2 separate regions of the Homo sapiens genome follow, and region 2 is linked to region 1. Evidence: chromatin loops called from intact Hi-C (ENCODE). Cell type or tissue: heart right ventricle. All regions are shown on one strand. Each heading gives the region's core, and the rest is flanking DNA. Links, peaks and the distances in the headings are about the cores only.

The links. A loop is a pair of places that touch in the nucleus more often than their neighbours do. Peaks named below come from ENCODE experiments on the same cell type or tissue, not always from the same donor. Only the 100,000 strongest peaks of a DNase experiment are listed, where the experiment ranks them.
Region 2: a loop joins it to region 1, with 3 times the contacts of the local background. A loop is called at or near these places in 14 of 110 quality-filtered maps.

The regions. Positions count from the first base shown.
Region 1 is chr2:54,516,259-54,519,079 of GRCh38, forward strand. All of the region lies in intron 1 of SPTBN1 (spectrin beta, non-erythrocytic 1), which reads left to right. It also overlaps the pseudogene C9orf85P1. Among named protein-coding and RNA genes, the nearest start is that of SPTBN1-AS1, 41 kb to the right of the region's middle. In heart right ventricle, for the core only: no CTCF peak of the experiment used is centred there; no DNase peak of the experiment used is centred there; H3K27ac peaks cover 2,352 bases.
Region 2 is chr2:54,461,053-54,463,873 of GRCh38, forward strand. The region is part of intron 1 of SPTBN1 (spectrin beta, non-erythrocytic 1); the gene reads left to right. Among named protein-coding and RNA genes, the nearest start is that of SPTBN1, 6.1 kb to the left of the region's middle. In heart right ventricle, for the core only: no CTCF peak of the experiment used is centred there; no DNase peak of the experiment used is centred there; H3K4me3 peaks cover 835 bases; H3K27ac peaks cover 2,500 bases.

The sequences.
Region 1 (2,821 bases), core at 2-2,501:
AGGGCTAATAATAGTATCTACTTCAAAAGGTTGCTGAGGAGGATGGAATGAGAAAGCAAATAAAGCACCGCACCCCAGAAAGAGTAAGCCATCCTCCCAAAATGTAATTTTTAGCTGTGTTAGGGTTTAGAGTCATCACCTCTGCATTTTAAAGATTAGGTTGTGTTCTTATGGTACAAGATTCAATAGTGATGAAGATATTATGATAAAAGCATCATAGCTGTGTGACTTGATTGAGTTGTTTAACTCTTGGGGCCCCAGTTTCCATATTTTTGTTAATTATGATTGAAAATACAAAATAAATTGACTGAAACGTCAAATATGGTAGTAATCCCAATAAATGCAAATGGATTATGCTTGCCGACTAAGTGACAGAGGCTCTTGGGTTAGATTGAAACAAAGAGAGGCATACCTAAGACAAAGTGACTCTAGAAGTGTGAACTCAAAATGTCTGAGACAAGTCTCAGTCAATTTAGAAAGTTTATTTTGTCAAGGTTAGGGACACACCAGTGACATAGCCTCAGGAGGTCCTGATAACATGTGCCCAAGGTGGTCAGGGTACAGCTTGCTTTTATACATTTTAGGGAGACACAGTACATCAATCAGTACATGTAAGATTTACATTGGTTTGACCTGGAAGGGCAGGATAGGGGCAGCCTTCCAGGTCATAGGTAGATTTAAATTTTTTCTGATGGCAATTGGTCGAAAGAGTCATTATCAGTAGAAAGGAATGTCTGGCTTATGGTAAGGGGTTGTGGAGACCTAGGTTTTATCATGCAGATGAGGCCTCCAAGTAGCAGGCTTCAGAGAGAATAGAGTTTGAGTATTTCTTATCCCACTTAAGGTCTGAGTTGATGTTAATGCTGGAGGGGGATGGATAGTGAGGCATGTCCATCCTCCCCTTTTCCATCATGGCCTGAAAGAGATTTTCAGGCAACTCCGGGATGCCCTTGGCCAAGAGGGCCCATTCAGATGGTTGGGGGCCTTAGAATTTTATTTTTAGTTTACAGAAGGTTTGAAATAAGGGGATAGAAAAATACATACCAGGCAAATATTACTGTCAATCAAAATAGAGTTCATATGTTAATAGAGATACAACAATATTTCATAATATTAACAGCTCATCTGGAAGATAAAATAATTATGATCTTGTAACATACTCAGGGAATGAGAAAGAAAATCTGATAATCATAGTGGGAAATATTACTATACTCTGTCATTGATAAATAAAAGTTAGTACAGCTATAGATTATTTGAAGTCCAAAATACTTTATTAACAAGAGTTTAGTAATTTAATAATTATTAATAGGTCTCAGAGAACCTTTCCCTGTCAGGATGATCTGATTTTGTGAATTTTGGCTGAACTGTATACAGCTCTATGGTGCCTTTTTTTTTTTTTTCTTTTGAGACAGAGTCTCGCTCTGCCACCCAGGCTGGAGTGTAGTAGCGCTATCTCAGCTCACTGCAACCTCCATCACCCGGGTTCAAGCAATTCTGCTGTCTCAGCCTCCTGAGTAGCTGGGATTATAGGCGCCCGCCACCTCGCCCAGCTAATTTTTGTATTTTTAGTAGAGACAGGGTTTCACCATGTTAGCCAGGCTGGTCTCGAGCTCCTGACCTCATGATCCGCCCGCCTCAGCCTCCCAAAGTGCTGGGATTACAGGCATGAGCCACTGTGCCTGGTATTGTTTTTTTTTTTTTTTAAACAGTGGATATGTTTCTGTAAAGCTGCAGTACACTGGATTGTTTTAAAAGTGAAGGCTACTTTAATAATAGACATTATATGCTTGTGACTTTTCTTGTGTTGTTAATTATCATGCCGTGACTTTTCATGTGTGTCTTTATATTTATGAGCAGAGAACTCTGAATGTTTGGGATGCAATCTCGGTCCTTTTTTGGCACTAGCCCCATGTACCTGAGTAATAATAGGTCAGACAGGTTATTAAGAAACAGTGGTTTCTTGCATGTTCTCACTCATAGGTGGGAATTGAACAGTGAGAACACTTGGACACAGGGCGGGGAACATCACACACCGGGGCCTGTCATGGGGTGGGGAGATGGGGGAGGGATAGCATTAGGAGAAATGCCTAAAGTAAATGACGAGGTAATGGGTGCAGCAAACCAACACGGCACACGTATACATATGTAACAAACCTGCACATTGTGCACATGTCCACTAGAACCTAAAGTATAATTAAAAAAAAAAAAAAAGAAACAGTGGTTTCTTGTAGATACTCCTTTTTGGCAACTGAACAGTTGAGATAGTTGAAGCAAAATTCTCAGACACACGATTTGCAGTTTGGTGCCTTCAGAGTCCTTAGAAGGCCTTTTTAAAGATAGCATACCAGCATCCAGTGTACACTTTTTCAAGTCTTTTATGAATAAAGTGGGAGTGTTTTAAGTGTTTGCAGAACATTTGGGTCTCTGAATTCTGCCAAAGTAATTGTTACATAGTTTTCTTCCTCGAAAAGGACTGGCAAACATTGGTCACCTTCTTCATTTTATTTAATTTATTTGAGCCTTTTAAGATTGGGTATTAAGGAAGTGTGTGTATATGGGTGTGTGCATATGTGTAGTGCCAATGAAAATTCCATGTATTCTCTATTTGTTGCTTTACTCTCTGAAATCTGAGTAGTTCAGACAAAAAATAATTTTTTTACAAGGGTAAAAACTAAATTTAAAAGGGAAATCTAAATTTTATTATGTGTATGGAGAGGCACCTTATAAAATATTCACTCTTTCATTAGCAGCCTATTTTAAAAAATGTGACTTCCTTGAAAGCAGAGTGTCTACCAGATCTATCTAAATCAGAGGAGTATAT
Region 2 (2,821 bases), core at 133-2,632, 55 kb before region 1:
TTCAGGAAGAGCCTTATACATTCAGAGCCCACCTCCATCATCCCATCTGAAACAACCCATATCCTTGATTTTGTGCATATCATTCCCTTCTCTATGGTTTATCCTTTTTAAAAAATCTTGATTGTGTATGATTTTGAACTTTATATCAACAAAATTATACTTTATGTATTCTTCTGACTCACATATTTAGATTAAGATTCTATTCCCAAGGTTTATCCATTTCATGGCTGTATTTCATTCAGTTTCACCTGCTGTATAGTATTCTAACGTGATTTATTTATTCATTGTACTCTAGATGGAGATTTGGATTGATTCCAGGTTTTTTTGCTATTGTGAAAGGGTTGCTGTGAGTGGTTTTTGTACACGGCTCTTGGTACATATGTGGAGGCACACACACCCATTTGCTGTCTCTAGGGAATGAAATTTTCTGGCTCACAGGGCATATGCATCATCAGCCTTAGTAGAGAATGTAGAACTGTTTTTTACAAAGCGATTATGTTGATCGTGTTCCCACTAGCCATAAGTGTTACAGTTCCAAAGCCTTGCCAGTGCTTCACATACCAGGCTTGAAAATCTTGTCCAGTGAAACATTATCTCACTGTGATTTTTATTTACAATTTCTCTGATTATTGAGTTTGAATGTCTGTTTACATTATTAACCATTTGGGTTCTTCGTTTTGTGAAGTACCTGTTCAGTCTTTTACCCATTTATCTTATTAATTTGTAGTTCTGTATGTAGATTACTACTAATCCTTTGTGGATTACATGTCTTGCGACAATTACTTCTCAGCTTGTGTTTTTTTTCTTAACTCGAATTTGTGATTTCTTTTGATGATCGGTTATTTGTAATTTAGCAGAGTCATAATCAGTATTTTGTCCTTTAAAGTTTGTGAGGGTAATTTTCTTATTTCAGAAAAGTTTTTCTTTGTTTGGAAAGAGCATTCGTTTTGGAGTCAAACAGGTTGTGGGCCCAAATCCTAATGGTGTTGTATACTAGCCTTATGGCTACCACTAGGTACTGGCCTTGAGCTAGTTAGTTACTCAAGACCACAGTTTCCTCATTGGAAAAATCAAAATAATATTAGTTTCTCTTAGTTATGATACAGCAGTGTACAGTTCCAGGCACATAGTACGTATTTAGTTGATAACAGTTGTTTCCTTTCTGTTGGGACTGCCTAAGCACTATGACCCACTGATCCCTTTTGGTATGCTTTGCAAAAACTACCTAAACCTTTTTATGTCAGGAGAGCTATTAAATGGCTTATTCTAACTTTTGTATTTTAAAAGGCTGCATTACCAATGGCATTTATATATTGATTAATACAGTCTGAAGAGACCACTTACTAGAAACCCTTATCAGTTTAGGTTCTGGTTCTTGAAAGTAATGTAATTACATTTATTTGTACACAGTTCTTTTGACCATTAAGCATTTATAGTATTAATGATCTTCCTTTACTGCTACTCTGAGATTACTTTGTAATATTGTTTTTTATTTAATGAATAATTATTGGATACATTATCTTGCCAGGACTTGAAGTTGTTATGGTTTTGTGGACTGGCTTAAAGTTGAATAAGAATTAGTTCCTGAATGAAAGGACTGTATACTCTAGTATATGGAATATATTTTATGTACTATACACAGAAGGTAAAATACCTTTAACAGGCTGGATGTGTGACTTTGGCAAACCTTTAACCCTCCGGTCTCAGATCTAATTTTATAAAATGGAAGACTTAGATGAAATCATAGTGGGGGTTAAAACATGGCACATGCCATCACTCGCTTCTGTTCCTGGCAGACATCGAAAATCAGTAATGGTACTCTTTTTCCACTGAGCTGAGATAGTCTCAGTCATATTCTCGACATGGTGTTCTAGGCAGTAACTACCACTCGATTAAATCTGGCATTCAGTTTTTAAGCTCCTGTACACTTCTAAATTCTGTGATTATAAGATACTTGAGAAACTCATCACCTTGGCAGTGTTCAGAATACAGTGAGACTGGAAGAAACTAGAAGCAAGGAGACAGGAGAGAGGTGACTGGGGGTCCAGAAGTAAAGGGAGCAAGTTACAGTGGTGGCCAAGGGAACAAGGAGAGGAGAGATGGGAAAATGGTTGTGAAGGCCCAATCCTATGCGAAGCTATTTGTAGGGTAAATGGATGGCAGGATGGATGGGAGGTGGACCTAGTGGGTGACGAGCTAAGCTAAGGTGATAAAGATTTCAAATTTGAATAATGACAATGAGCATGTTTGGTGATGATGACAAATAGACAAGTCAAGTGCATGATTGGATATTTGATTGGGAAGAGTATCAGTTTTGCTTTAAACATGTTTGAGTTTGAGGTTCCAGCACAATCCTCAGTGGAGCTGGAGAGAGGTCATGGCTAGAGAGGCTGATGGGAGGCTTTGGATGGAGGGGCCCTGGGCCCCAGGCTTCAGGCTCTTTACACAACCCACCCACCTCGCTCACACGCTAAGTGACCTTGGGCAAACTGCCTAGACTTCTTTGTGTCCCTCAACATCTTCATCTGTAAAATAGTCGTAATGAGAGTATCTACCACATAGGATTATTAAAGCCAAATGAGGTAATTCAGCGCTTATCACAATAAATTTTAATGATTATAAAATGTGGAATTTTTGCTTAGTTTGACTTAATATTATGCTTTCTTTCAAATAAACAGTTTGATTTGTTTAGAAAAGGTATATTCTAGCAAATAACAATCATTTAGATAAATAATGCTAAGTTCCATCTGTATTAAACCTGTTCCTATACATCATGTCAAAATAATAGGAAAGGAAAATCTGATTTATATATATGTATTTT